Regions from separate parts of the Homo sapiens genome. Here all the other regions are linked to region 3. Evidence: read pairs that join two places in POLR2A ChIA-PET (ENCODE). Cell type or tissue: Panc1. All regions are shown on one strand. Each heading gives the region's core, and the rest is flanking DNA. Links, peaks and the distances in the headings are about the cores only. Region 1 overlaps FXR1 (FMR1 autosomal homolog 1). Region 2 overlaps SOX2-OT (SOX2 overlapping transcript). Region 3 holds the start of FXR1 (FMR1 autosomal homolog 1).

Region 1 (10,909 bases), core at 3,954-8,953, 61 kb before region 3:
AGAGATGCTCATCGACGAATTATGCTTTTAAATCATCCTGACAAAGGTAAGTAGTCATTAAATTCTCGTTGATGTTGTTGGTGTGACCAATAGTTATTAATGGGATAATTTTATCTCAAATTCCTGGCTATTAGAAAGGTAACACTTAAATCTGTAAGTCCTGTCTCCTAGGCTGGAGCCATATATTTTTGGTGTCTTAAAAGAAATTAAGTGAAAACTTTACTTACAGAATGAGCAGATGTAAGTGCTACTATTACTATGTTTTGTGGGTTTTTCTGGCCTACATTTATTATAATTAAAACGTTAAATTTCGTAAAACTAAAATGTAATTTTTCCTTATCCATTTTAGATACCTTGAAACGGAGATTACCTAGATAGAAACTTATGGGATTTATTTATTCGTTTGTGATAGACTTCTATGCAGCCTTGGCTGTGTTGAAGGAAAGCAAGAATTTCTTTGAATACCAAAAAATAGACCACAGAATTCATGTTCTAGTGTTTGTATCCTTTTACTTATACAGGAGAGGGCTTTCATTAATAAAAAGGGTTTTGACATTTTAAACAGGGTTATAATTGTTTGATATCTACTTCACAGTATCTTTTATGAAATTTAGCTTGTTTTATATGGAGGGCTTCTGACTCAGTAGGTCGGCAGTGGAGCCCCATAAATATGCATTTATACTAAATTTCCTGTTATTTCTTGCTGGTCTTAGGACCATACTTTGAGAATCACTCCTCCAGCAGATTCGTAGGAAAGCAGCTGTAGATGACATTGTGAAGGGACAGTAGATAACAGGAAAAGAAAAACTGGACAGAAAAAGGATGTAAAGCAAACTGGGATCTTTCCAGTAAACAGCTCAGAAGCCTCTGAGAATATCATGGTATTAAAATAACATGGTATAATTGATGTTCATTTATGACCTGTAATCATGAATAGGCTAACACCAGTTCAAAGGCATATACATATATATCTAATATATATGATAGAAATCCTATTTCTATCAGTTTAAGCTTTCTAAAAAGGTGTTATTTTTGTAGAAATATCTCCCACGTAAATTACTTCATTTCTCATTGGTCACATATATTACCATATATTTGGTCATCCAGTTGCAGTGTCAGGGTTATTTTTTAAAAATTAAAACACTGTTTCTGCTAAATCTCCCTCAGATAAGCATTGGAGTCCTTGAAACAAGAGTAGCTTTTTACCAAGCAGAAATTGAGAATCCATATTGTAACTGTTCTTTTTTCTTTCTTCCTATAGGAGGATCTCCTTATATAGCAGCCAAAATCAATGAAGCTAAAGATTTACTAGAAGGTCAAGCTAAAAAATGAAGTAAATGTATGATGAATTTTAAGTTCGTATTAGTTTATGTATATGAGTACTAAGTTTTTATAATAAAATGCCTCAGAGCTACAATTTTAAAAAATGATTTAGCACAAGCTAAATCTCAAAGCCTTGGTATAATTTTCTTGTTTAAATTTGGGGATTTTAAATCAGATTATAGTTTAGAATATTTGCGTATTAATTATGGGCAAGCACACACCTTCTGAATAGAAATATTGTTCATTACTCATTTAGCAGATAATTTGGGACCTATGTCTACTTTTCAAGGCAAAGTGAAGATGACAGTCCTTGCTCTCAGGGAGCCCCCACTTTAATGGGAGACTGATAAACTGGTAATTAGACTGTGATAAATAGTATGATGGAAATTAGCTTAAGCTGTTTAAGTAGGGACTCTTCTTATTCGGTGGAAAGGCTGTTCCAGGTACAGGCAACTGGCCTGGCAACTTGGATACTTGGAACCTTGTATTTAAAAGTGAATTTAACCACAACTGAGACCTAAGAAATTGACCTAGGGGTGTGTGTGTGTGTGTATTCTATGTACATATAAACCATTTTTATTTCATGCATTAAAAATAGTATGATAAAGATTTCAGAGTACAGGTCTGGTACAATCACAGTTCATTGCAGCCTCAACCTCCTGGGTTTAAGCAGTCCTCCCGCCTCAGCCTCCCAAAGTACTGGGATTACAGGCATGAGTATTTACATTGTATTCAGCTAGCCCCTTAAAGGTAATGACCATTTATAAATTATTCCTTCAGTTGGCTATTTCTTGACATAATCAAACTTCTGCAATTGTTATGATTAAGCTTAAACCCTGTTAGCAAAACTGAAAACTGAAATGTTCTCAATATCAACATATTTAATTTGGACTCTTTAGAATTTATACACTAATAAATTTAAATGATGTTTAAAGGCAAATTACTTACTGTTTGTCTAACATAAAATATATAAGGATCTTAAGAGGACCTGTATAAAACATCTGGTATAAACTAGTATGTATTTCTCAACAGGAGTATTTCTTATGTGTAGCTCTAAGATGATAAATTATACTACCTACCGTCTAAACTTCCTTAAGTCATCATAAGTTTCTTAATTATTGGAGGATACAAGGACTTTTGAGGTTAAAAAAATAGTGGAGGTAATATTTATCTGCCTTATAAAGTAAAGGTATATCTGCTCTTTGTGTTTTCTATCCAATACCCTCGTTTAAAATCTGATGGAGTCTGTTATGATTTAGTGTATGATGAAACACTAGCTTCTAAGGCTTTTATGCAGGATAAATTATTTCCAGGGACAAGGAGACATGAAAGTACAGCTGGTTCTTGTTTGTGGTAATTCTGTTCTTTAAGGTGGCTATGAACACTGAATTAGCAAATAAGGAACAAGTTCCTAAGAGAAATACAGATTCTGTGACCCTTTGGTCACAATATTGTCTGCCAGTCAGTATATAACCTTGATCGACCTGTTTCTGCTTGAAAACATTCTTTAGTATTTCATTAACTTTCAATTAACAGCCAACAGCACTATAACTAACTCATGCTTGGGACATCACGGCCTTCTTTGCATTTGGGAACACTAGGTAGCATGCTTCACTACTACTCTTAGGAACCATCTTAAAACAGCAAAATCACCAACAAAAAGCACAAACATGAAACTTGGCACTAAATAGACCACAAAAAGGATATCTGTTTATGGTGTGAGAGCTTAAACAAGGTAGAGCATTGCCTTGTGCACATAAAGTGGTTTAAATTTTTTGTCACTCTGCAAATACTCACAAATGACCAGAAAAGGATGTTGATTTTGGAGTTACAAATTTTAGTGAGTAGGCAAATTCACAGATAAGGAATTCTACTAATAATGAGGATCAACTGTATTTTGGTTTACTAACCTTTTATTTCAGTCCATTGGACAAATCAAAAAATGTTTCTCTGAACAAGAGCTTTATGAAGAAATAGTTGAGACTTAAAAGAAAATTTTTCAAAGACAGATAGTGATAATATGCCGACAGGCAATGAAGCATTAACTCTAAAAAGGGAAATTTAACTTAATAGGTATAAATACTTTTGAGGGTTCAGTGCAAACAACATACCCGTTTTAAGACAGGTGTTAAGACAATGGAAACCACTTAAAAATACCAAGGAGCACAGCAGAGCACATTTTTTTCTTGCATAGTAATCAGTTTTATTTTCTCCAGGCTTACCTTTTTTAAGTAGAAGAATCCGTGTTTCATTGAAGGCTATTAGGCAAACTGAACATTTAAATGTTATCCATGTGAGGGCTCTAGATCATGTAGGTGATTGATACAAATACGATCCATAAAAAAACTTTTATCTTTTGCTGGTATTTTCTTACAAAATACTTGGATCTGTAACATTTGAGTACTTACAGTGTACTAGCACTGTGCTAAGTATTCTTCCCTTATCTCAGTAGACTAGTTATTATGATGTACATTTTACATGTGAGGAAATGGAAGTTTAGTAAGGTTAAGCAGCCAAGGCAACATGCTGAGAATGGCTGATCTTTCTCAGATCCTGAGTTCCGTTCTCTTAACTTTTTGTACTATGGCCTTCACAATTCTGATAACCTAAGCATGTTTTCCTTGATAGTACTGAGATGTGAGTCTAGTACTTATCTCTACAGATCTAGCTTGGGGCCTTTGTCTTTACTCATTGGTGCTTCCAGATATATTTTAAAGAAGGCGGCATGATTAAACACACTTTGGGAATGAGAGGTAGGTTACAAGTTAAACTTCTGCAGAAGCCAGGTAAACAGAAGCCAGGTAAATCTGAGCCTCGAGGCTTCAGCTTTCTCTGTAAAAGGGAAATATACATGACCAACTTGAAATTGTGAAGATTCTTCCACATTTTATGGCTTGGGAAACAAAAGTCCAGAGCAAATGGTCTTTTTTCTAAGGTCCCACGGCTAGTGAAACTAAAATTAGGTCCTTGGTGTCTTCTCCAATTTGCTGTTCATATTAGTCCTCATTAGAAGTTTGTGGGGAATTCCTATCTATAGCCTTCACATTAGACCTCAATATCAGAGATTTTTGTGAGTCACTTAGCCTCTTCCCTTGCCTTTACTGGCCATCTGGGTTGACATTAGAAATGAGTCCTAAGGTGCTGTATAAAAACTGCTTTGTTGGTAAGAAGTGAGCTATAATGGGTTGTCCTGGAAGTTAACTCTTTCTCCACCTTTAGTTTTAAGCAAGTTCTCCTGCCATCAAGTATTTTCCAAATGATGAGAGTACTTACGGAAACATTTAAATGGAAAACCAATGAGAACTGAGAAAAATTAGGGAACTAGCTTCTTAATATATTGCCACACTGAAAGCTGTATAAATTCAGTATACTGAATATGTATGCCCCCCCGTAAAGAAAACCTAGTATCAGAAATGTCTAAAAATAAAATTTCACGCAGGCATAATGCTTCATTTAAAGGGTTAGAGGGGTTTTAGGTTAGAATGCAGAGTTCTGTTTCAATCATGAGAAATTCTATAAGGCATCTTTCTGTTGACAGTGACCTAAAAAAAAGGTTTTGCAGTTCAGAAGCTTGTAGTAGGTTCACATTGAGTGCACAAGAACCTCCAAACATGTTAAATCTGATGAAAATTTAGAACATGAATCAACAATGTCAAAGAACAGACTAAGCTTAAAAAAACAAAACCCTGTAAATTTTATGTAAACAAAGTAAAAAAAAAATTACAATGTAGAATGCTCTCCTAGGTTTTTGGTTATGTAAAGTATCCTGGAATGAGTAACCTTGAGTACCAGTTAACTTGAATGACCTAAGCTCTGGTTTTAGTTTTTGGACTGCTGTACAGTGTGCTGTTTATCAGCTTAGAGCCAACTACTGCCTTAGCAACAAGATATATATAGGAAGAGCTTCTATCCTGTGTCACCTATTATTCCTGACCCAATAATAGAACAGTCCAATGATATGGGATAATCTGTTATGGTTAACATTTGCTAACACCTTACAGCAGTTTCAGTTAATGAAATTTCAAATATATGTTTACATTTTTCTTTACAACCTGAAGACAGCCAAGTTAGCTGAAAAAGGAAGCCTAGAGGTTGAAATGTAAGCAACCAAGCAACAATTAAGTATAAATTGTTTATCTAGAAAAACTATTGGAAAATATTTTTAATGAAAATGGTCTCTAAAACTAGAAAATTAATATGTACATTTTACAGTTAATCCAATTAAGAGGGTACAAAGGGGTAAAAAAACTTTCCCAAAAAAAAAGAACATCCCAATCACTGAAATACAAAGAAATTCAAGAAGCTAATTAGTAGCATACTTAATAGTGGGGCTGTAAGACTTGTGAAAAATTACTTTGTCCTTGTTTGGAATATCTTATAGATTGCATTCAGCATAGTTGAAAATGTCTGGGATGGATACATATGTAAAACAAACACCACTTAAATTCAGCATACTCCTTATGAGAATACTTGGGCATTTGGTTAGGTGTTGCTCAGGGTCTGACATGTGACTAGACTCAAATTACTACTGGAAGGGCCTTAAAGATACCAACTAGGCCAGCCCTCTCTGGTTGGATAAAATTGAAACCATAGAGAAAAAGTTAATAGAGCTAAAATAGCAGCTTCTAATTCTGTACCATTACCTAAAGCATCTTTTTGAATTATCAAAGGAAGAAATAAGCAAATGGACTGTGGGAAATCATCTTACAAAACTAGAATATAGTTTTTCCAGGGGAATTTTTGTGTACCTTACCTCAGTACTGGAAATAATATTACAGAAGATACAGATGAATCTGAAATGATACACTGATAAACTTTTTAAAAATTTGTAATTAGACTGAACCATAAGAAACTGTTAATAGTTGATCATTTTTGAGCCTTACAAAAGTGGTAATTTCCTACTGTTCAGTGTAATGGACTTAAATCAGTTTTAACACCACTTGCTAACAGTCTGACTTTAGCAGATTGCAGTTACTGCTTTATTGCAAAAGCTCCTGAAATAAAACCCAAATACTATCAGAGATTAACATGGGTTATGAGCAACTACAGTCCATTCAAGTACACGTTCTAATAAAGAACTAAAATTAAAAAAAAAAATAAGGGGCTAGCAAATTCACTATAGCAGACAGATATTCTTAACGAAAAAGCGTAAGGGATCCAAATCGTGTAGCAAAGACAGGAAGACTGAGACAGTAACAAACATCCTTTTCTTTGAGATTTTTTGCCAAAACAGTAGATTCACAGTTCAAATCCAAGTTCCTTGAAACTTTACAGAAGAAAATCCAGGTGTAATTTTCCTTTACTGTAATTCTTAACCACCAATCATCTGTCCCTGGACATAGCCTGTTTTCCATGTTTATCTGTCCTTAGGCAACAGCCCATGAGAACACTAGTTGGTTTGAGCCTCAAAAGCGTAAATCTGTTTGCAGAGGATACAAATGGTGCTGTTTCCCAGTCCAAGATTTAGTTAACATACCAACTTCTATAAGACCCTCCTTAGGTTACAAAACGCTAGACACAGCTAACAGCAGCTACAAAAATACGTGACTTAGCACAACAGCAATGGAACCCAGCATCATCTCAGGTAAGTTTCTGTGAACTCACCAGTTTGATGTGCTGCTTCTAATTCCACATTAAAATACAAGATTATTTCAAAATAAAGATTTGTGTATTCCTATTACACTTTTGCCAATTATTTCTGAAGTGTTACCAGAGACACCATTTTGCACAAGTTGTAGCCCCCTTTAAGGCTTAACAAAGGTGATGCCTAAAGCAAGAATCCTAGGCCTCCCAAAGCTTCAGGAAAAGCAGGTCATTTTTGCCACCATATAATCTCAGCTGTTACTTCATGATTCCGTTCAGGTGTCATATATGAATTCACATATATATGCTGAAACATTGTTGCAACTGCACAAGATCTTCCAGAATACCTTTTTTTCCTTCTCTTTAAAGAGGGTCTCAGTGGCCCAGAACTGAGTTCAAATGATGCTCCCACCTCAGGCTCCTGAGTAGCTAGAACCAAAGACATAAGCTACTGTGCCAGGCTCCAGAATACATCTTTTGCTTAAGTGTCTGTTTAGTGTATAGTGGCAAGTTCTTCCCATAGCAACATCTCACCTAACTAGGATAGCAGCCAAAAAGACGGAACCCTCTCAAATACATTTAAAAGGCTACCTGAATTAATGGCTACCCTTTGGGGAGTGGGGCTCTCTAAAAAAACAAATGCGTATTTATCACAATTCTGCACTACCTATATTTTTTAAAGGACAAGACATTGGGTTTAGTCATTTGTAAAGTAATGAACTTAGTGTGGTTATTGCTAGAATGAAGAATTGGTTCAGCTATACTCACTCTTTTAAGATTTTGTTTCTTCCATTCCCATTGAAACCATCTTTATGGAAAAGGGATGTTTAATATATCTGACTATTCTATGTGGGAGAAAATGAAAAGTCTTTTTTTTTTTTTTTACACCATATTTACCAATTTGGCATTAATTAAAATTCTTCTAATACCTTATAATTTTTAACCCAATTATGTAAGAGAACTGAGACAATTTAACCTGTTGCTAGCTTTGATCGATTTAAAAAAACACATTTGTGGGTAATTTTTTTAAATATCAGGACATGAAATTACTTGATATCTTTATATATAAAGGACAGGAGTTGCACTACTCACACCTTACTTTAAAATTCTGTTACCAAGAACCAATCAGAAGGCCTCAGGAAAAAGCACGTAATACCAGCACATTTTAACCTTAATCAGAATAATTTGAGGGCTAGGGTTATATATACTGAACTGGCACATTGTACATTTTTAACTATACCCTGAATTATCCTTCAGAGCATATAAATTAAAATCACATTTTTATGCACATAAAAAATTAACACAAACTATGCACACAACACTTTTCATATGCCAAGTGATAACAAAGGGCTGTCATTCTTGTTCAGTGGTCCATATAATATTGTGGAACAAAGCCTTCCCCTATGTCTAACAATTACTTGACCTCACAATTAGCTGTACTAACTGTTGTCCATTGTTAAACTTCATGTCTTTATCTTCATAAAAATTAAGCTCTGGCTAAAATATATACATAAAGTTTAATAACTGATTTTTGGTCACTGATATGAGAGCCTTCAAAATAAGTTGAGAATGAATAAAGCAAATCATTGGCCTATTATTTAAAAATTGCTTGTCATCCCTTCTATCCCCCATTGTCTTCCAAAGTTGCCTTTGATTAGAATTTTGTTAGGTTTTTTTGCTAATTATCACATGTATTATTAATTACCTATGCATCTAACAGCCTAAACTTGTGTAAAGATTTCAGATGATTCATTACAAAATGATTAAATGGCCAACTGACATTTTAATGCTATTTATGAGCAAGTATAAATGCTTTTTAAAAAGCAAAGTATACTATCCTAAGCCTATTAATAGCTCCAACTATTTTGCAACAATTGGTGTAAAAAGTAGAAAGTTAAAAAAATTCAGCAAATGGAAGATCAAAGTTTATTTACTACCTGCATACAAAAACATATTGCACATCAAACAACCGAAATAAAAAAAAAAAAAAGGAAAAAAAAAAGATACTCTACTGAAGACTAACATGTAGTTTATACAGAATAAACCTTCTGGAAATTGATCTTTTCAGTAGTTCAGGTTATGTCTGAATGGACATGACTAATTCAGCTTAGTGTTTTAACTAAAGCTATGTTTGATTTTTAAATACTGTACACTTTAATAAATAAACCAAACAAAGCCTCAAGGTAGAACAGTCACTGCCAAGTATCGCCCAGTGTCCCTGCAGATGAGAGTTTAACAAATGTATTCCAGTGGTCTGCAGATTTTCCTCTACATACAGCATTTAAAAAACACATTAAAACAGACCAGTTTCCAGACTAAACTAATGAAGAAATTACAATTCAGTGCAAAATATTTTAGACTGCATTTCATTCTAGTTTTCCTCAGGTGAAGAAGTGGTTGCATATTAAAAATGTAACAAAAGCAGCTAATGCTTTCATAAAGAATATTACGTTAGGGATCCCACCCCACCCACCACCCCCCATCTCTGCCATATTTTGAAAACAAAATAACATTTCCTATAGCCAGCAACTTTTTTTTAATGTTACATATACTATTCTCAAGGCACATCTGATGATATATTTTATAACACAGTAGGTGTCAAAGTATGTTTAACATATGATTTCTTCAGGATCCCTCCCCTTTTTGAATTCCAAATGGAGGAACTGAAAGTGCGATGTAAAGACTGGCGATCCATATTCTATCTTTGGCAAGCTTGTACAAGCACTATTGTAAATGTAATGTAAAAGAACTGTAAACTAGGAACTTCTTCAGTTTATGAAACACCATTCAGGACTGCTGCTTCTTGAGTGTTTTCTTCTTTTAAGGTATTAATCTTTTCTTCTCCTGGAGTACGCTGTAGCTTAGAAATGTCATCGCCAGAAGCACTAGTTGGGCCGTTTATTGCCTTTTCTGAAGGACCATGCTCTTCAATCACATCTTTTGCCTGCCAAAGGGAGACAACTTTTTCAACTTCTTTATAAATGAAATCTATAGCTGAGGAGGAAAACAGCTACATAAACACTAATTAGCTAATTAAAAATTTCAGTTTTATATACCACAATGGATCAAAGTATTAAAACATCTTTAAAATTCAAAACAAATAACAAAGTATTCCACTCTATGGGTCTTTCAACTTTGTATCTCTAGTACCTAGCAGTGCCCAAACCACAGAAAACATCTAAACTAATGAAAACTGTACCTAATTTTAAAACACTGGAAAGCTCACCATGAAAATGACATAAACAGTTAATATTAAACAAATAATCACCTACTTTACTCACCTTATTTTGAGAAATCACATTTACATATCAAATACTGTAAAGCATTTAAAAGAACTAAAATTTAAAAGGTCTATATCCATCAATGAGAAGAGGTATATAGCCTATTGCTCCTGAATTAGGCAATAGTCTCTATGCCCAGTATCTTTGGGCAGAATGAATTTTATAAATGCTATTTGAAGCTCTAACTAAAAAGTATTTCAGGCTCAAGCATGCATATCTTTAGTTACCTGGGGCCAAGAACATATTCAAGAGTCTTTAACTAAAATAGTATTGTCTATTTGTGGAAACAAGTGATCACACAGTAAAAGTAGTAAAAAAATAAAGCTAAACCATACCAAAAATTAAAAAAAAAAAAAACCTACAGGTTAAATTCTCCTTACCATTTCTTTCTTGTTTTTAGCCAAAGTTTCCCTTGGGAGGTTTCTTTGTCTGCTCTGAGACTCAGCTCTAGAAATATAATCTGCAACTGTGACTGTTAAAGATGAGAAAAAAATTACAGGTGTTGAAAAAATATTTCTAAAGTTTATTTATGGATAAAGGGTAATTTCACTATTAAACTAGTGGTGGGTCACCCAGTGTCAAAATTTTCTTAAGCTGGGTATCACCTCCAACCAAAAACAAAGCTTTAAAAATCTACCTGGGCTTTTGGTGCTGAAGAAAATTTCAAGCTTGAGATTGAGGAAATCTAGATTAAATTCCTCTTTCCCAAGAATCCAGCTATT
Region 2 (10,909 bases), core at 2,654-7,653, 500 kb before region 3:
CTTTTTTCAGCTGTTCACTGGTTCTCCAATGTGCTCATGAGGCTCTGGATAATTTCACTTCTGCTCACTTCCCCAGCCTAATCTCTCTGACTGACCCTGATCCTAATAGTTCAGCCATTCAGCCACATTGAATTTTTCTTGCACATTCTTCTCTTTGCCATTCTCCCAGACATTGACATTCTAGTCCTTTTTTGTAAAAAGAAAGTTTATTCCCTGAATAAGTCTTTGTTTCTCTTTCTCTATCCATTTAGACAGTACTTCCTCCTGGAAGTCTTTCTGACTTCCTCCCTCAGTGCCTCATCTCAGGCGTAGGCATCTTTTCTCTGTGCCTGAATAGTCCCCATATTGCCAAGACATGTCACCTTGAAATGCAGTTGTGTATTTACTAGTCTACAGCCCCACCAGACACTGCTATATGAGGAAAAAGATTTGCCTATTACAGTTCACCATTGTGTCTTGATTAGTTAATGGAGAGCCTGCAACAAAGTAGGTACTTACCAAATAGTTGTTGAAGGAATAAATAAGCTTGGTGGTTAAACCTATTTTTTAAAGATTTATATTGTAAAGTTAAATTTTTTAGTGGAATGTACTCAGTAAAAGTAGACCAACAAACAAACCCTCTGATTCAGTCAACTTTGGTTCTAAGGAACACTCACTCTCAAGCCTGAAGATTTGTATTTATTGATCATAAATTAAAAACAGTGCTAATGTGGTTTGTGATATCTTCCTGAGAATTCTAATTACAGGTCAATAGGCCCATTAGAAACCATCAGGAGTGTTGAGACCATCCTGGCTAACATGGTGAAACCCTGTCTTTACTCAAAATACAAAAAATTAGTTGGGTGAGGTGGCGGGCACCTGTAGTCCCAGCTACTCGGGAGGCTGAGGCAGGAGAATGGCGTGAACCTGGGAGGTGGAGCTTGCAGTGAGCCGAGATCGAGCCACTGCACTCCAGCCTGGGTGTCACAGCGAGACTCCGTCTCAAAAAAAAAAAAAAAAAAAAGGAAAAAAAGAAACCATCAGGAGTGAGTAGTGCAGAAAAAGGCACAGAGGGGACCAAGCATTCCATAGGGCCATGCATGGCTGAAGCTTCTATTTCTATGAATATGTTTTGGCTTCCTTAATCCCTCACCACCAATTTCACCATTGTGTCTTCACTTTTATAGCAGATTTACGATGTCATGTAGACTCAGCCTCTTCTCTTCGTAACATCCTGCTCAAACCTCCTGTATCCTAACACCGGAGCTTAAAATGTAGTTCAGCTTTATGATAGGTGGAGTGGCAGGGTCTTGGGTATGTTCAACTTGAGATTGCTGAGGATTGTGCTGTCTAATTTGGGTGGTGCTAGCCATATGGAACTATGGTGAACTTGAAATACGACTAGTGGGACAGAGAAACTGAGTTTATTAATTTAAATTTAAATTTAAGAACTAGATTTAATGTAAAAACTTCTAAATATCTTTGAAATAACTTGGATGTGTGTTCATTTGTTCAACTGTAAATTTTATGTAATCGAAACCAACTCTTCCTAATCAAAACTCAGCTCCCAAATTGAGATGTGCTAAAAGTATAGAATATATGCCATATTTTGAAGCCTTAGTAAGAAAAAAAAAAGTATAATACCTTATTAAATTGTTTATGTTGGGTACATGTTAAAATGTTACTATTCTTGGATATACAGGGTTAAAGAAAGTATATTATCAAAATTAATGGTATCTGTTTCTTTTTACCTTTTTTAATGCCACTACTAAAATATTTTAAGTTACACATGTGGCTCTCACATTTCTTTTGGATTACATTGGCTTAAGGGCCAGGCAGGACCTAAGGTGAACTAGGGGCCTTTAACCCTTCCTGCTTTATCACTTTGGAAAATTAACAAGACTAAAATTATTTACAACTCTACAACATTAGCTAACATTTATTGAATACCTACTAAGTGCCAGACACTGCTCTAAATTCTTTACAGGCAAACAATTTTCATAACAACTCTTTGATGGTATGATTTTTATTCTCATTTTAAAGATGAAGAAATGAGGCATAGAGTTGAAGAAGTTTGTAATTGGTAGAGCCAGGATTTAAACCCAGATATATCTGATTTAGTAGTATTCACAACCAGTGAAACAGAAAAATTATATTTGAAATATGCTACTTAGTACAAGAAACTGGGGTGGTACTTTTGTGAGCTCTACTTAAGGAGTCATTAATGCATTATACAACATTTATGGTCACTGAATGAGTGAGTCTGCTGGTTGATCTACCTAATACCAAAAAATAATGAAGCTTGCTCTTCATATGCACGAATAAATACAGAGCTCTGTTTGTCAGGTATTGTTAAAATCTGACAAACACTAAGTGAACTCATGGAGCTATTTTAAATAATAATCAGGATTATTTGTTTGTTGCAAACACAAAATGCCAAGAAATCCTAACTTCCTTGTGGATGAAGTGAAATTAATTTTCTTTACAATCAACTTGTCCGCAAAATATTTTACACTAACATGCTTTTAGTATCTGTATATTTGAATGTACTTCCTCTCATTCATAAATTCATTCATTCATCTTGAATTATTAACTGAGTGTCAATATGTTGTAAGGACTGGGTAGGAAATTGTCATACGAACAATCTAAGAAGGGAATTTGTGCCTGGAGAAAAAGATAGTGTAAATGGGGATTTATGGTTCTATATACCCAGTCTTCCTGTGAATTATACAAAGTTTTTAACTGTATTGTTACAAATTTTTAAAGGCTGCATTTGTAAAATATGTCGTTTTTATTTTCTTAAAGTTTATGTTTGGATGACATTAATACTCAAAACACACATTCTCAGTATTGGTTGGACATTTTAAAATTGGCATAACAGAGGATTCAACACTCGGTCTCAGCTGTTCTGGAAACAAGGCAGCTGCTGAGTGAAAACGGATGCCAGGAAGAACCATGCTGAGGATAAAGCAAGGACATTGTGGGAAGCACAACTTTATAATAACTTGAGGCATTCCATCTAATGACATTATAATTTAGCTCTCACTTATCAGGTAGTGCACCAGACAGCTCCAACTATCATTTGTCTAGCATCCATTAAGTATTGTCTTCCTTATAATAGTTAGCTTTGTGTGTTGGACAATAATGAGGTGAGGGGAACCATCAAAGGCATATGAGAAATAAACCTTAATGACAACAAACAATTTGTCAGACATTCTTTTCCTCCAGCTTTAACATTTGGGTGCCATATAGTGAATTAAATGATCTAACCCATCTCATTCATCACTTGAACCACAGAACAAATGGTTAAAGTCAAGCTTCTCTGGAAGATTACCTGACAGGTGATATATGAAGCCATCGAGGAATTGTATGATGAAGGGACATTAAAGATGACAACTGATGTGTCAGGCTTCTAGGCCAGTTACTTTCATTTTGTAACAGGAGCACATACATTCCTGGCTAAATGGTGCAGGCTAACTTAACTAAGTTTGACTTGATATAGACTGTGGACTTATATCCACAGTTTTAAGGGACGACAGCACAAATACGTAGAACATAATTACTGATGTCACTTTCTGTAACATTTATTCATTTCATGAATGCTTACTGAGTATTAACTTTAGGTCAGCACTATTCAAGGGGCAAGATTTTTCTTTTGGAGACTGAGAAAGTTAATAGGTCCTGTTCTGGATCACTAAGCAAGGAAGCAGCAGACCAGGGGCTCAGGCAGAGTTCTTCTGACTACAAGTTTGGTAATGAGAATGGCGGAGCATGCTGCTTCTCAGCACCCAGTGATAAGTAGTAACTTCCATAATACTTCCACCACCTCCTCCCACAGTGAAAGCTGCTCCAGCATAGCAAGACCTGGCTGAATTTGTCTACGTAGATAGAGAATTTGACATAAAGTAACCTGAATCTGAGCTGTAAATCTGACGTTTAATTCTCTTTCAAGTTGAAGAAAGAACAGAGAAGGCAGAGTAGATGGGTAAATTGCTTTGGGCATTTTACAAAAGTGAAGATTCCAAGCTTTGATTTTCTAGGTTCAATTCTGCAGATTAAACTAACTTAGTGCTACTATTAGACTCATTGGGTTGCTTGCCTGTCTTCCTTCCTCTTTCCCTTCCTTCCTTCCTTCCTTTCCTTTCCTTCTTTCCTTTCTTCCCTCCCTCCCTTCTTTCCTTTCTCTTTCTTTCTTTCCTTCCTTCCTTCCTTCTCTTTCCTTGGTTTTGAAATGGAATGTCCCTCCATCACCCATGCTGGAGTTCAGTGGTGCCATTTTGGCTCACTGCAACCTCTGCCTCCTGGGTTCAAGTGATTCTCCTGCCTCAGCCTCCTGAGTAGCTTGGATTACAGGTGTGCACTACCACACCCAGCTAACTTCTGTATTTTTAGTAGAGAGAGGGTTTCACCGTGTTGGCCAGGCTGGTTTCAAACTCCTGACCTCAAGTGATTCGCCCACCTCGGCCTCCAAAGTGCTGGGATTACAGGCATGAGCCACCATGCCCAGATGCTTTTGTATTTAAATATTTGCTTCCAGATTTGGGGATATACAAAGAGCCTATGTGATGCCAAGGAATAAGTATCTTCCTGCAAAGGAGCAAAGCTCAAGACCTAAAGTAGACCAAGTAGACAATAAAAAGGTGGAGGGAAATGAGTGTTTCATTAATATCTACTGGTTTAGATTTTGTGCTAGTCCCTTTTACATAATTTTATCTACCACAAAAATTCTATGGAGTTTTATTTTCTTCATTTTACTAAAGAAAAAACTGAGGTTTAGTAAGTTTAACTAATTTGCCCTAAGTCACCAGCTAGTAAGTGGTAGAGCTGAGGGTAAAACACAAATTCACTTAAAATCAAAGCTTATTTCACACAGCACACTGCCTCATGCCTACGATTTGTCTCTAAGTTTGCTACCTCATCAATTACCTTGCAGGTAGATGGAAACAGAGCTTCTTATCTCTCACTCAAGCCCTTCTCTTCCTGGGTTTTTTGTTTTTTTTTTTTTCTAATCACAATGAGGTTGTGGCTGTTGGTCTCTCAAGCTAACACTCTTGGAATAATGTTTAACTCTTTACATCCTTTAGTTGAAAATACTTCCCAGTCCTTCCTATGTGCTACGTTTCATATGAAGAGAACCCCCTTCTTTTTAGACTGGCTTTAGGGTACGCAGATCTAACTAATCATAATTTTAAAAAGATTATTTAGAAGTTATCTTATATACAGAGATTACCAACTTTTAAAGGATTAGAACACTATTAAATGTACTCTGTTCTATAAGTGTAGTTTATACCATGTAATCTTTCATATCTGTTTGCTGAAATGCTGGCCACCATTTAAGGATACCTCACCTGCCATTTCTTCTGAAAGGTTTTCCTTGATTTTGCTGTAGATCTTTAGGTCCTCCCTTCTCTTATGGCACATGTCACTGTATTCATATTTGCAGAACATGAACTAGATGCCAGACACACTATGGTGAGTGAAATATCATCATTGTCCTCATGAAGCTTAAAATCTTGCAAGGAGGAGAGACACTAACCCCATAACCATACAACTAGTAAAGGCATAATTCCAGTGATAACCGTCATGAAAGAAAAAACCCCAGCTATTATGCATTGTGTGGAGAAAAATAAAAATGCAATAAGTGATTATGCATTTTTTTCTGTTTATATTACTCTAGGTAATGTATTCCCCTCTCTAACCCAACATATTTCTCATACTTAACTATGATATGCAAAGAACCCAACTTGCAAAAGGAAAATTTATCTTTCTTAAAAGTTTACTATGCTTCTATATTGGTGAAGCAAAGATGTTTGGGGAAAAAAACCTGTAAAAAATGCTGATTTCATTGAGACCATGAAACCTCTCTGATCCTCAGGCCGAGAAATCACTTAAGGATCTACAGTTTAAATGAATTCTCAAATAATAGAATGTTAAATTGAGGAAAATCCTTAGAATTTATGAATCCATAAGGTTCTGACTTTCAGCTTTTACAAGGCAGTACAACTTTTATGGGGGAAGATGGAGGGTTGCCAGGTTTTAATTTTGCCATGTGATGTTGTTGCATAAAACCCATCATCCATTTGCCCGTGATTTCATAAATGAGAAGACATTTGAAAAGCAAAAACAAAAAAAAGGTAGAAAAACATAATCTTAGTATAAAGAACAGCCTTTCTTAAGGAAGGACTGGTATAACTTTATAGCAATATAGATCTAGCTACAAATATAAAACAGATTAAAATGTTAAAGCTACATAAATATTGTCTTTATTTTCCTCATTTCATCTTAGACTGGTTAAAACCTGGAGGTTTGAGAAACCCCTGATCTTCTCCATACTCTTCACAAGGGCAATGGCTGGCCAAGATTACAAATTAGTGACTGTTGAGGCTGGAATCTGTACCGAGGTCATGGGAACCCCCTGCACTGCCCCTTCTAATCACCCTCCTGCTTGGACCCTGGGAGTATGACAAAGAGTCAGGTAGGAGGAAGGTGAATTCTGCCGCACATGTAGGATGAGTGTGACTCTGGGGCCAGGGAGATAGGTAGAGGGAATGGAATAAAAATGGGAGAAATATTCTGAGGAAAGATGGATATATTTTTGGTTACTGTTCTCCTCTTTCTACCCCTTTCCCCTCCCCACATCAACAATGTATAGGAAAAAGGATTGTGCAAACTATTCACAACAGTAAATCCATCAATCAAGTAAAGCTTGACCACAATTCTATTTATCTTCTCCTTTTTACAGATAAGACAACTGAGGCTGAAGATCACACAACCAGTAAATGGAACAGCCAGAAATCAAATGTTATATATTGGCCCTGAAGTGGGGATAAAGCAGCTAAAAGAAAGTGTACTTTACATTAAATTTTAAGGTATCCAAAAGCAAATCAATAAGCCATACTCTAGTTACATTAAGATATTTTCACAAGTGCTAGGTTAAGTAATATAAAATTACCATTTTTGTAGGTCAAAAGTAATGGAATATCATGCTTGTATATGGTTTGATCTAATATATATCATTATCAGGTTCTACTAATACAGAGTTTTCTGCCTTTACTTAACCATCACAATAAACTAAGGACTTCCAAGCTAGTAAGAATAATGACACAGATAATAATTAGAAAAGTATTCATAACATTATCAACAAACACTTCTACCATTTTTTGAACAACTACTTCTATGTATATTTTCACTGTAGTAAAAAATCCCTAACAAAAAATTTATCATCTTAATCATTTTAAGTGTACAGTTCAGTAGTGCTAAGTATATTTACATTACTGTGAAACAGATCTCTAGAACATTTTATCTTGCAAATTTGAAACTCTGTACTCCTTAAACAAGAAGAACCCCATGAGAGACCATGTGGCTGGTGGTGTCAGATTATAGGCTTTTTCAAGAGAAGTCAATCTGGAATTTTGTGTAAAATTTTCCAAGCTTTAATGTTAGCTTTAAAATAGCTTTATCGAGATATAATTCAAATGCCATAAATCTATCCATTTAAAGTGTACATTTTAACAGTTTTTAATCACCCCCAAAGGAGACCTTGTACCATTAAGCAGTCACTCCTCATTCCCCCCTCCTCCCAGATGCTAGTAACCACCATTCTGTTTCCTGTTGCTATGAATTGACTACTTAAGTGCCAGTAGCCTATCATTTTTGAGTATGTAAATCTGCAAGGTGCATTACACACTTTAATCCTAACAAAACTACAAATTAAGTGCTATTATTCTTACTTTATAGTCTAGAAAATGAAAAAGTTTTAGTAGATACAAAGTTACATCTGAAAGTAATTAATTGCTACGTATTTTCATATCTGTTATATTCAAGTTAGATATGAATGAGAATAATTTCTTCTATAGAAAAGATTTTTCATATATTGGATTATTGTTAAGTAGTAGTGGTGTTGGTGGATTCCCAAACATCCAAATAATGGAGTTCAATAAATACTGGTTGAATGACTAAGTGAATGGTGTGATAGAATACCTTCTTAAATAAAAGAGGCCCAAGACAATATGAAGGAGAAATAGAAGAAGAAATTGAAGGAGAATATGCAAAAGCTCATGGTAACACTCTCCAGGTAGAGAAAGTTTTTGCCTGGTTCTTCTATCAGCAGCACAAAATTACAGAGACCACATACTATGAGCCACACTGTATTAAAAAAATAGATACACTTCTTGTATAAACACAAGATATCCAAAGAAATTGGAAGAAAAAAGGACTTAATTGTAAGAAAAACAACATTCTATTCTGGAATACTACTGACAAATTTAATTGAATCCTGGAGGAAATAGGATATTTTAAAATAGGTTAAAATGTTAAATAGAACATTAAGTAGTGGATTATAGTTAGCACATAAACAAGTAAGAGAAACTGAGTATGGAAGAATAAGTGAAGCTCTTGTCAGCACTTACAAAAGGATGGACAATCGCTGGTTAGAGAAAAACACAAGCTTTGTGCTCACACTTCAACTTTTTTTTTTTTTAACAAAAAGACAAAGTTGGAGAAAACAGTTGTACTAGAGACTTGATCATTCATAATATGAATGAAACAGAGTTGAAGTAATGAGTGGCAAATATTTGTATGAAAGAGCATCCTTATTTTTATATTATCCAAATGGGATTTACTTTGAAATTAAGGTCTCCTTTTACTTTCTAAATTTAAAGAAAAATTACATAATAATCTTCCTTGAATAAATAAATGTAATAAAAAGTGAACTTATGAAAAGGATGGTTGCATATAAAATATATATTTATATTTACATCCCTACACTAGTAAGATGACTTTTAAAAAATAAATAAATACAATAACTTTAGATTTCTAAAGAATAACAAAAATTACATGCATTTTCATCTATAAATAAACACCTTTCTTGCCACTTTTCTTTTTACATTAAAACTCCCCCGACAAAAAACTTTTCTTCCAATGCACAAAACTTTTCAGAAACTTAATATATCTAGGTTCCAATATACCTAGTTTTTTAAAAGATATTTTGCTTAAACTGAAGTTTGAAAGCAACTGGATTTTTGCTATGTGGTATCTGTGGAAATGCAAATGTCCAAATCTGATTTCAATGAGCTTTGACCTTCTGAGATTTGTCAGCCACCCAGATGTCAAATCTTTCTTTTTCCTTTTTGAAAAAGAAATTTATTCAATTCAATTCGATGCAAATTATTCTGTCATCTTTCAAGGACAAAAGACTGAACGAATTATGGATCTTAATTTTGACCTATCCAAATTACTTTTAACTACCCAAACTAATGTCCTAGAAAACATGGAGAACCACAGAATTTCTGTGCTTGGTGAACTGTTGAAGATAATCGAATCAATTCCCTTTTTTTTTTCACAGAGAAAGAAGCTAGATGGCTTCCCTAGATGTGACATAGTCAGAATTGTAGGCAAAATCCAGACACAGCTTTCTACTAACAACCTAAGGCCCAAATTGTTAACTTACTCATGCTCTTGTCCAGATCCTAGACAATACAAGGTCCCAACTGAATAAATTCAATGGCACTATTTTTTGAGAAAGAAAATGCCAGAATATTGATGTGAAATAACAGTGATTTCTATACCTTAAAACATCATCATACATAAAAGGGGACTGCCAGCCTCTCTGTGTTGACACAGTGGTAAGAGCACTGGAGTGCTTCATCCCAAACTTAAAGCTGGCTGAATCATTTAATTTCTCTGCATCTCAGTCTGCAAAATGGCAATAATATACCTTCCACGTAGCTGAGAAGATAGAACCAGATAAGTGGTGTAAAGGGACTCTAAGAAGACAACACTGCATGACACAGGCCCAGCCATAATTTATGCACAGACCTGCTTTGGTAGGTATGCCCTACTTGCACCAACAATAAAGGACCTTGAGACACAGATTAAGGGACCATCTAGCACAAACCCAAGAAAACCCAGAAAAAAATAAAAAGCAAACCCACTATGAGGCATAGAATAAAAGGAAGAAACATACCCTGGCATATTTGATGCTAAGAAGAAATAAGGTCATTTTGAAATTACAGGTACCTGTGTTACCCTTCTCCCCACCCCCCATACTCTTTTCTAACACATTTTGGGGAGCTATGGAAAATGAATAGAAGAGACAAAAAAGTACTTTGCCCGGCAGGAATACAAAATTGTAAAAGCACAGACAGCACTACAGAGGCGCGCTGCCATTCACTCACAAAGAATTTTGTGCATGTAGATGGCTGATTAATTGCCGGCCTGCCTAGACGAAGCTGCAACAAGCCAGATACTGTCAGCATGCCATCGGTTACCATGGAAATGCACAAGGTTCCTGTTTCTGACAAACCCTTGAATACTGGATAGATTGTGCCATATGTAAATAAGGCAAATTAGTTTTCCTATATCTTCCAGACAAGGTTAGACGAAAAGAAAATATATCTGTTTAAACATACTCTCTAACCTCTTAGATGTGACGAATGAGAAAGAGGGGCTTCTTTCTTAGGAAACTAAACTCAGATTGTTACAACTGAAAGGCACTTGGGGAAAATGACCAAAAAATGCAAAATGCATTGCCCATTTATAAGGAAGGACTTCAAAGTCAGCCATGCAAAGGTACATTTTATTAGACTTTTGTTTTGTAACCAGAAGATGCATTTTGTGGCCTTTTCTTTACAAAATCATAAAATGTCAAAGTTATTTCTGTAATATTAGGTTAGAATTTTTATGTTTTATTACATAATTTTTACTTATTGCACAGTCTCTAGGCTCCATAGGCTGAATACTGAGTCACAAATCAGCGTGATAAGACAAATCAGCAAAATTTACAATGTTTAACTCCATTACTATGGACACTTATTTTGGCATTACATTGAATGGGGCTTTTTTAAATTAAAAAATAACTTTTACCAGCACTGGGCAACTTTATAACTTCTTTTCATGTTGCGAAATTAATTTATAATTAATTAAATCTGAT
Region 3 (10,909 bases), core at 2,100-7,099:
AAAAATATTAACGTACTATTTAAATGTAAAAATAAAACTCCAAAGTAACCTAAGAAATTGTATGTATAATCTGGGCACAGACTGTCTTAACCAGGACTGGAAACCCAGAAGCCTTAATGGAAAAAAAAAATTATGTTAAAAACTAAAATCTCACTATGACCAGCAATATAAGAAAAGAAGTTAAAAGGATGGGGAGGCAGGGCACAGTGTGGCTCACACCTGTAATCCCAGCACTTTGGGAGGCCGAGGCAGGAAGATCACTTGAGTCCAGGAGTTGGAGGCCAGCCTGGGCAACATAACAAGACCTATCTCTACAGAAAATTTTTTTAAATTAGCTGGGCATGGTGGCACATGTCTGTAGTCTCAGATACTCCAGAGGCTGAGGCAGGAGGATCGCTTGAACCTGGAAGGTCAAGACTGCAATGAGCCATGATCCTATCACTGCACTGCAACCTGGGTGACACAGTATTATTTATTTTGAGATCCTATCTCAAAATTAATAACCTAAATAAATAGGTGGGAGAGTGGACACTCTTACATCAGGTCAGAGGCTTAATATCCATAATACAGAAAGATTTTCAAAACTGACAAAGGACACCCCAACAAAAAAATGGGCAAAAGACAGGCAATTCTTAGAAAAACAAAATCAAATGGCAAACAAAGGCAAGTCTTAAAAGAACAAGTTCAAATGGCAAACAACATTAAAATTCACAACTGGGATCAAGTTCCAATGAGATATCCCTTTACATCCAACAGACTGGCAAAAATTAAAGATCATAAAGCCAACTTCTGGCCCAGATAAAAAGAAAAAGCTGCCATTTATTATTGATGGAGAACACAGGAAGCATCAGAAGCCTTTTTGGAAAGCAATCTTTCAACATTTATTACAGTTTTTTGTTTTTTTAAAGGTTCCCTTTCACCAAGCTATCCCATTCTTTGATATCTATCCAATGGAAATAGTTATGTGGAGCGACAAAAAACTGAAAACAAAGTGTATGTCTATTAACTGGGGAATGGCTGAATTTAATACATTGTTATGATTATATAACCTTAAAAAATAAATCATACTCCACATGAAAATAGTTAAGATGTGGATGATCCTATTTTTATACAGTAATACTGAAAAACCCTATACTTGTAACTGAATGCGTACCTATATACAATTCTACGAGCATAGTGAAATATATGGAACCACGTATATGTGCTACAAACAAAGGTTACCTAATATGGAGGCGGAGGTGAGAGACCCAGGTGGTGAAGAGCAACCAGGGGAAAAAAAAATACAACAGACTAAGTTTTTATATCATACTTACGTGTGTGTAAAATTATACACGTGTCTATGTAAACGTATACTTTTAAGAATTAGAATATATCTTATTGTCAGCCAACACGTTTTCCATACAGCACGTATGTGCATCACCACTCCCCACTTCTAATTTTTCCATCTCTAGGGATCTCAAATTTATAAGATATAAACTTATAAGATGCTTACCACAACTAAAAGATCTAAGTTGTAATTTGATTCCAACAAGTACCAAATAGTCAAGGCTGCTACTGCAATCAAAAAAATGTCTTAACTTCAAACAATATACTTTTTAAAAAGATCTACGCAACTAAATCTACAAAGTAAAATTATTCCAAATCACTAGATACTTGTTCCACAAATTCAAAAAGTCTGCAAATTTACCAATTACATTATACATTACAATAATTATTACAAGTTTTTTTTTTTTTTTTTAGATGGAGTTTCTGTTGCCCAGGCTGGAGTGCAGTGGCGTGATCTTGGCTCACTGCAACCTCCACACACACCCCCACCCTGGGTTCAAGGGATTCTCCTGCCTCAGCCTCCAGAATAGCTGGGATTACAGGCACCAGCCACCATGCCCTGCTAATTTTTGTGTTTTTAGTGGAGATGGTTTCACCATGTTGGCCGGGCTGGTCTCGAACTCCTGCCCTCAAGTGATCCACCCGCCTCAGCCTCCCAAAGTGCTGGGATTACAGTCAAGAGCCAGCACGCCCAGCCAATTATGGAGTAAGCTCTAATAAGAAAAAAAAATTATTCAAGGCAAGCATTCAGCATTCATTAGTATTGAGCATGTAACTGTTCTGAGTTTGAAAAAAGAAAAAGGACAATGAGGATGTGAAGATTTCTTTAAGAATACACAAGTGTCTACTACTACTGTTTACATACCAGTAATGTTCTTGGCTTGTTAGGTTCACCCATTTGTATGTATTATCTAACAGTTCTCTTTGAAATGGAATAAGTTAACAGTTCCAAATGGCCACCCAAAACTATTCTGGGCCGGGCATGGTGGCTCACACCTGTAATCCTAGCACTTTGGGAGGCTGAGGCAGGCAGATCACCTGAGATCAGGAGCTCAAGGTCAGCCTAGTCAACACGGCAAATCGCCATCTCTACTAAAAATACAAAATTAGCCGGGCGTGGTGGTGCATGGCTGTAATCTCAGCTACAATAATTACTGAGGCACAAGAATCGCCTGAACCTAAGAGGCAGAGGTTGCAGTGAGCCAAGATTGTGCCACTGCACTCCAACCTGGGCAACAGAGCTAGACTCAAAAAAAAAAAAAAAAAAGAACAAAACTATTCTGACTTTCTCGTTGCAGAGTTTAAGTTCTATACAGTTCCCTCTATGCATGCATAAAGTTTTGTGACAATATCTGAACTTGACCAAGATCAAAACATAACTTCTTTAAAAAAATCATTTAAATTCAGTTTGAACCAAAATCAGAAATGATGAAGTTAGCAGTTACTAAGATTACACATCATTCAACAAATATACACTGAGGGCTTACTATGAACTAAGTACATATATCAACAAAATTTAAGACTTGAAAATAACCTGAAAAACTGTAAAAACAAAAAGGTTACATGAAAAGGGAACCAAAAACAGCTACCTATGATTAATTATGTAGATTAAGAAAGGAATTCAGGAGCCTCTGAGGCTCCTGATCTGAAGAAATCTCAACACGGGAGCGCATCCCTTTGCCAACAATAATAAACTTCATCAGCTATTTTACTAATGGAGACCTCTGTTCATCTTCCCAAAATAGACAGCAAAAAACGCTGAAGATAGAGAATGGCAGGCAAGTTAAATACACTGATAGCATAAATTATCTTGATTAAAAGAAGGAGGTAGTGGCTCATGCCTGTAATCCCAGCACTTTGGGAGGCTGAGGCAGGAAGATCATAAGGTCAGCAGTTTGGGACCAGCCTGGCCAATATGGTGAAACCCCATCTCTAATACAAAAATCAGCCGGGCGTGGTGGCTGGCACCTTTAGTCCCAGCTATTCAGGAGGCTGAGACGGGAGAATTGCTTGAACCCGGGAGGCAGAGGTTGCAGTGAGCTGAGATTGCGCCACTGCACTCCAGTCTGGGCAACAGAGCAAGACTCCATCTCAAAATAAAACAAAATGCATGAAAAGAAATAGATAATATTAATTTCAATATTATTTAACCTAATATACCTAAAATATTATCCAACATGTAATCAATGTAAAAAATTATTGGCCCGGCGCAGTGGCTCACGCCTGTAATCCCAGCACTTTGGGAGGCTGAGCCAGGTGGAACATTTGAGGTTAGGAGTTCGAAACCAGCCGGCCAACATGGTGAAACCCTGTCTCTACTAAAAATACAAAAATTGCCTGGGCGTGGAGGCACACAGCTATAATCCCAGCTACTCGGGTGGCTCAGGCATGAGAATCACGTGAACCCAGGAGGCGGAAGTTGCAATGACCCGAGATAGTGCCACTGCACTCCAGCCTGGGCAACAGAGCAAGACTCTGGCTCAAAAAAAAAAAAAACAAAAATAAAAAAAAAATAAAATTTAGGTGTTTCACATTTTTTTTTAATTCTAAGGCTTTGAAACCCAATTTGTATTTTACATTTAAAGCATGTCTCAATTCAGACTAGTACATTTCAGCTCCATGGCTGGTGGCTACTATATTAGAAAGCAGATTTGTCTAAAGCAAAGGCATAGCTCAAATCATTTCTCTGGGAACCTCCCAATTTATTCCTCATAATTCTCCTCATATTAGTAACAATTCAAAATTAGTAATAATGTGGCAAAACATTTGTACTTCAAAAAATATTGCACCATAATGGTTAAAGAAATTGGTTCTGTGGTGTCAAACTTTAGAGTCTGAATCTTGAATCAGCATCTAACTTTACAGACCTGGATTCACTTAGCCTCAGTATTCTCAAATAGTGGAGTTATCTACTTCACTGTGGTTGAAAGGATTAAATGGGAAATTCGAGTAAGGCACCTACAAAGTCTGGTAAGTAGTCTGGGTACTCAATGAAAATTAGTTACAGTTGCTAGAGGTAGATGGGACTGCCATCAACAGAAACTAGCAAAGATTTCACAACTTATAAATAGGTTAAAGGAAATACAACTGCTTCATACTGCATATGAAAAAACCAAGGTGTTTACCTGGATGATCCTGCCAGTTAAAAACTATTACAAGAATTAGGGGTCAATCATGGAATGAATGCATATTGCTCTTCCCACTACAAAAAAGCTAATTTGACAACCTTAAACACTGTGATAGAGAACTTATCCAGAGTGATAATCCAGCAAAGTATCTGCCCTTTTCCTCCTAATGAAAATGTAAGCTCACTATCCTAAAAGTTACTTTGAAAAATCCCTAATGCTGGCCAGACTCAGTGGTTCATGCCTGTAATCCCAGCACTCTGGGAGGCCCAGATGGGAGTATTGCTTGAGACCAGGAGTTTGAGACCAGCCTGATCTAAATAGCAAGACCCCATCTCTACTAAAAAATAAAAATTAAAAAAATAAAACCAACCTCACAGAGTTCTTGGGAAAAGAAAATCAGGAAATACATATAGAAGCTTAATACATAATCTAGTAAAGAACAGGCTCTCATCTTAAACTATTATCTTACAGAAGGCACACAAATATCTGACATAGAAAATAACAGGTACATAAAAGTAAAAATACGGAAAAATAATGTTTTCTGGAAGTATTTAAAGCCAGGGCCTTGACAGTATCTCTCTAGATAGGTAAGATGTGCTTTTCTGCTTTCATATTTTTCGTAATTATGTGTTGCTCTTCTAATACAAAACACAAAACTTTACAAGAAATATATGCATTTAAATTGACTTTTTTTTTTTTTTTTTTTTTTGGAGACAGAGTCTCACTCTGTCACCCAGGCTGGAGTGCAATGGCATGATCTCGGCTCACTGCAACCTCTGCCTCCCCGGTTCAAGCGATTCTCCCACCTCAGCTTCCCAAGTAGCTGGGACTACAGGCGCGTGCCACCACACCTGGCTAATTTTTGTATTTTTAGTAGAGACGGGGTTTCTCTATGTTGGCCAGGCTGGTCTCGAACTCCTGACCTCGTGATCCACGCACCTCAGCCCCACAAAGTGCTGGGATTACAGGCATGAGCCACGGCGCCCGGCCTAAGTTGACTTTTTAATAACTGTGATCACCATCAGCAAGATAGAGTAGAAAATCCCAGCCTTCCTTCCCCTCCACGTTTTGCAACTATCTGTGAATGAAAATAAAAGCTGTTGTGATCATTTATTTTGACATCCAGTTAAATCTTCATTACTTAGCATTTTAATGAAAATTATCTTTTTAAATATGCAAAACAACCATTTTAAATTATCTGGAACTATGTATTTTTAAATTAACAGGGTGGCCTAATATTAAGACAATTATCGTTTTTTCAATTACAAATCTCCACAATGAAACCAACTAACAAGATTCTGTACTAACCTTGAAAAGTCAGCATACCCTCTGAACGCAACTTTTTACTATAATTCTATTGGTCATCATTATTAATATATCTATGCATAATTTAGATTACGCTCAAATTCCACTTAATATTAAATCAAGCTAAACAGGGAATTATAGAAATATAGTACTTTGAGATTTGTTTTGTAGACAGTTACACGGTGGAAGCAGACAGCTCTAAAAGTAATTAACTCTGGCCAGGCGCGGTGGCTCACGCCTGTATTCCCAGCACCTTGGGACGCCGAGGCGGACAGATGGAGGCCATCCTGGAGATCGAGAACATCCTGGCCAACATGGTGAAACTCCGTCTCTACTAAAAATACAAAAAATTAGCTGGGCGTGGTGGTGCGTCCCTGAAATACCAGCTACTCAGGAGGCTGAGGCAGGAGAATCGCTTGAACCACTGAGTCAGAGGTTGCAGCCAGCCAAGATTGCACCACTGCACTCCAGCCTGGTGACAGAGCAAGACTCCGTCTCAAGAAAACAAAAAAATGTAACTCTACCTTCTGCAGAAAGTGACTGAAATCTCAGAGCTTACAGGTTCCCTTCGAACATCATGGAAACTTTCCTATGAGCCAGAAACTGAGTGACTTACTTCCAACTTCTATTTAAAATTATACTCATGGTCGGGCGTGGTGGCTCACACCTGTAATCCCAGCACTTTGGGAGGCCGAGGAGGGCGATCATTTGACGTCAGGAGTTCGAGGCCAGCCTGGCCTACACAGTAAAACCCCGTCTCTACTAAAAATACAAAAATTAGCCGGCCATGTTAGCACATGCCTGTTGTCCCAGCTACCTGGGAGGCTGAGGCAGGAGAATCACTTGAACCTGGGAGGTGGAGGTTGCAGTGAGCCGAGATCGCACCACTGCGCTCCCACCACTGTGCTCCCACCCGGGCAAAAGAGCAAGATTCTGTCTCAAAAAATAAAAATAAAATGAAATTATACTCAGCCCAAGGCCATACAAATTGCAATGCTATTACAAAGACTAATATATATTTATACATCAGTTAAAAAGCACTTTAATGATGCAAATGAGCCGGAGGTTTCTGTGGGGTAATGGAACGTTCTGAAGGAAGACTGTGGCGGTGGTTACACAACTCTGTAAATACACTGTCATTCAACTGTACACTTAAAAAAGGTTGTTTTATAGAATATACATTCTACCTCATTAAAACTTTCTTTTTCAAGACACCTTAAATGTCCAGTAGTATAAAACCTAAGATGCTACTTTAGGTATGAGAAGTACAAAAGTACAAAGCCTATAATGTTATTTTATATAACAGCATAGCCCACCAACAAATGCTTAATTAACATCTTCCCATTCTCTCTCATCCCCGCAGATTTATAGGGCTACGAACATGCACAAATCAAGTTTCTAATATCTCTAACTATAGAGCCACTGTTAAATGCAGAACAATGTATTTAGCATGCCACCATTTGTGTACATACTATTTTTTAAAGGCTACCCTAATTTTAGGTAAAATATTCAGATCTTCAGCGTTTCACTGGTTCCAATTAATTTGTGAAATGAAGTTTCAGTTCTACTACAAAAACTTTAATCAAAGTCTACAGAGTACTGCCTCAAGGCATGATAACTGACTTTGAAACTCATCAATGGCAATTCACACTTACGGCCAAATGTGTGTCTTCTGCCTATACGGGGTAAGAGGAGGGGAAAAAAGGGAAATTCAGATCACCTGTACATTGAAAAACCACCAAAAAAAACCAAAGAAATACACTAAAATGTTAACAGCTCTCATCTCAAGGCAACTTCTAGTTTTTGCTGAGTTCCAAAATTACCTCAGTGACCATGTATTATCTTCTAAATTGGAAAAAAACTAATTAAAATTAAATTGCTTCTACGCTAAATGGAAGCCGGACTCAAAACACTACACAATATAGTGTACGATTCTATATACGTAACGTTCTGAATAAGAAAAACTATGGGGACAGAAAACACTCTAGAAGCTGGGGTTGAGGAATGGTTGACTGAAAAGGGCATGACGGAAATTTGGGGGCTATGAATCTTGATAAATGCTGACACCACCACAGTTAAAGTGACAGTTAATCTTGATAATTGTCAGCATTTATCAAGATTCATAACCGTACACCAAAAAAGGCTTATTTTACTGTATGTAAATTAACATTAACTTTTACATTCTAATGAATAAAAAGCAATAAACTTCTGTGCAATAAGCCAATGGTTTTCAAGTCAGCAGTTTAATAGGATAAAAATATACTGGGGATCACAGAACTACTTCAAGCCCCTCATGTTAGACAGAGAGATTTGTTCAGGGGTCCATTGTTAGATAATGGTAAGGTGAAGTACAGACCTAGAATTCTCATCTGTTTACTTCAAATCCAGGACTCTTTTCCACTCCGCCATTCTCATTCTTCCAGAGTTCTGAAGACCACAGTTTCCACAAAGTGCATATGCAAGTGGATTATGGCTGGACATAAAATTCCAAATGTTCAAGCGTACATGATTTCAGTGCACACACAGGTGGCTAGTGTCCTTTCCAACCTTTGTCAAAGTACCAACTCACTTTGTGAGGCAAAATGAGTAATGGAGTCAAAGTCTAAGTAGAAACAAGCAGTAGATTGTAGATATGTATAGAGATCAATTATAAATACTTCAGAGTTCCAAAATGGGGACATTTGATTCATTGTGAATTGACTGGAAAAAAAAAATACCGTGAGAAACCAAAGTAAGACTGCAAACAATCTTTACTAAAATTACCTTCACCTTATTAAAAAAAGGAAAAAATATCTTGCATAGCAGGCTATTGACAAATATACTTTGCTAAAAATAGTTGTCTACCACATGCATGATGCAGAACCATGAAATAAAGCAAAATAATCACTTTATTTTTTCCAATATGCAAGAAAAAATGCATACCTCCCTTATACAAGAACTACAGGGCCAAATAGTGAGAATTTAAAACTTTTCGGGAAAGGGGTGGGGGGTGATGCAAAACGACTTATCTACAATTGATAGGAAAAACATAGATAAGTCTATTCTTTTCGCCGTCTTACCCAGCGAACTGTATCTGCAGTAGTCCAGGGAAAGCAACCACCAGGTTTCAATAACAACAAAAGTCAATTAACTATGTACTCAAATTTCACCTAGGTCATTGGTCTGACATCAAGTCTTAAACCGAGAACGTCAATGTTAACTACTCACGCATTAACATAAAGTCTCATTTCCAACAGGCACTGTTCCTACTTTAAGTTTACCACCTAAGGAGATTTAAACTTGCAAAAAGCTTAGGGGGATCCTTTATACGCTGTGATTCCCCATTATGCTGGTACCACGTGACAGTTAAACCAAATCCACAGAGCTAATCAGTAAACTAAGAAAAGAAAATCAAAATGCTGAAAATAGAAAATCGTGGCCAAATAAAATAAAAACCCATAGGATAAAAGGTACGCTGAAATGAAAACCTGTGAGAATTCACTTTGCATACGCACAATACTCATGTATTAGAAGAAGGCCCTTCATAAAAATAGCCAAGACTCTCAAACATTTGAGATGCTGGCTTAGTGAGATTGACTGACAGACAACAGCTGGGGAGATTCTGTATTGATCTTCTAACAACCTGGCGTATTTCGGGAAAATAAGGAGAAAAGAACGCTATAGTGGCAAAAAATAAACTATTAGGATTTCATTTTCAGATATGTGAACGCTGAATGCCCCACCAAATTCCTCTACTCTATTCCTCTTACGTTTTTCAGCCCCGATTCCATAGTAATGGATGTCCTTCCTCCCAAGCAAACAAACAAAAAACCTCGTGGGAGAAAAAACAAAACAAAACAAAACCTCCCTCCAAAAACAGGGGCAGTGATATAAAGAAATTAGTCACCTCTCCACCTATCTCCCTGATCCATTTCGCATTTTAAATCTTACTTTAAAGCTCACAACTCTCCTTTTCTTCCGTAATAGAGGGGCTAAGGCGCCGCCCAATTTCCCAGGCCGCAAAAATATTCCAACCCGCCACAATTCAAGGTTTTCTGCTTTTCTGTATTTGATCCTAACCCTCAATCCGGTACCCCCATTCTCCTCAGACACTAAAGATTTGTTGGCCCAAAACTCAAATACAAGGGTGAATTCCAAAGATTCCGCGATACACCCGCCCCAAGGGGTGGGGAGGGGTCGGAGGAGCGGGCTGAGGAGCTCCCGCCCGGCCCAGTTCGAGGGGCGGGGGAGCGGGTGAGACCACACAATCCCACCGCCTCCTTTCACGACTCCCCCACCTCCCAGAGCTCGGGCCTGCTCCGAAGGAGCTCCCGCCGCCCAGCAGCCACTCAGTTGCTTCCCACCGGCCCGCCAAGAACCGCACTAGCAACCAAGAGGGTTCATAACTAGGAAAATGCAAGAGGTGTCCGACGTGTTGTTTCAAAACATAACGGAGCCCCGGCCCCCGAGACCGTTAAACCGCGGGTGGAGGGGGGAGAAGCAAGGAATCCAGCGGCCTCGAGCTTTGGCCTGGCTGCCTTTCCGACCCCAAACCTCACTCTCTGGGACCACCAACCCTCCCTCAAACGCGCTCCAGCACCCAGAACACTCGACAAAGTGGCAAAACGGTCAGTACCTTGTAGAAAGCCCCGTTAGAGCCGCGAACCTCCACCGTCAGCTCCGCCATGTTGGAACCGCAAAGGCCGCTGGGAAGAGATTCTAGAAACTTTCCAACCAGAGGGGAGGAGGGGGGAGGGGCGAGAAGGAGGCGGGGAAAGGGGAGGGGAAAACAGGGCTGGGATTGGGATCCCCCGCCCTTCACCCCTGGGGTCTCAACGTGCCGCCCCGACTCTCCAGGTGGGATCCCTGCGCACCCTGCATCACCGGCTTTGGGCTCCGCCTGCCGCCGTCTACGTCGGATTTGCCTCCAGACACAATCGCCCGACCTTTGTTGACCCGCCCCTAGGTCTCCGCCCCACAGTGCCCGCAGTTCGCACCGCGGCGGCCGAGTAGTGCCTCCAGCTGCCACAGAATGAACTGCCCAGGCACAGCCTGCCCGGCGCATCGGCATTCCCCTGAGCTCCGGCATCCTGACCTTAAACTTCTGGAAGTGCTGGCTGCCCTGGAATGGCTTTCTCACCCACTTTTTGGGCTCCAGTTGCCCTGGGGAA

What was found. Peaks named below come from ENCODE experiments on the same cell type or tissue, not always from the same donor. Only the 100,000 strongest peaks of a DNase experiment are listed, where the experiment ranks them.
Region 1: POLR2A ChIA-PET joins it to region 3 with 7 read pairs; 18 of 35 experiments call an interaction of 5 or more read pairs at or near these places.
Region 2: POLR2A ChIA-PET joins it to region 3 with 9 read pairs; 2 of 35 experiments call an interaction of 5 or more read pairs at or near these places.

Annotation. Positions count from the first base shown.
Region 1 is chr3:180,975,063-180,985,971 of GRCh38, reverse strand. FXR1 (FMR1 autosomal homolog 1) reads right to left here. Exons shown (of 17, transcript NM_005087.4): 16 at 10,568-10,659; 17 at 3,219-9,850. The coding sequence ends at 9,680. DNAJC19 (DnaJ heat shock protein family (Hsp40) member C19) reads left to right here. Exons shown (of 6, transcript NM_145261.4): 5 at 1-46; 6 at 1,262-2,263. The coding sequence ends at 1,332. Among named protein-coding and RNA genes, the nearest start is that of DNAJC19, 9.2 kb to the left of the region's middle. In Panc1, for the core only: no CTCF peak of the experiment used is centred there; no DNase peak of the experiment used is centred there.
Region 2 is chr3:181,417,273-181,428,181 of GRCh38, reverse strand. All of the region lies in intron 3 of SOX2-OT (SOX2 overlapping transcript), which reads right to left. LOC102724604 (a long non-coding RNA gene) reads left to right here. Exons shown (of 5, transcript NR_125407.1): 4 at 6,266-6,454; 5 at 6,722-7,019. Among named protein-coding and RNA genes, the nearest start is that of SOX2, 290 kb to the left of the region's middle. In Panc1, for the core only: no CTCF peak of the experiment used is centred there; no DNase peak of the experiment used is centred there.
Region 3 is chr3:180,912,202-180,923,110 of GRCh38, reverse strand. It overlaps FXR1 (FMR1 autosomal homolog 1), which reads right to left and starts at 10,441. Exons shown (of 17, transcript NM_005087.4): 1 at 10,375-10,441. The coding sequence starts at 10,425. RefSeq lists enhancers at 10,170-10,259, 10,830-10,909, 10,795-10,909 and silencers at 10,410-10,509, 10,516-10,810. In Panc1, for the core only: no CTCF peak of the experiment used is centred there; no DNase peak of the experiment used is centred there; H3K27ac peaks cover 364 bases.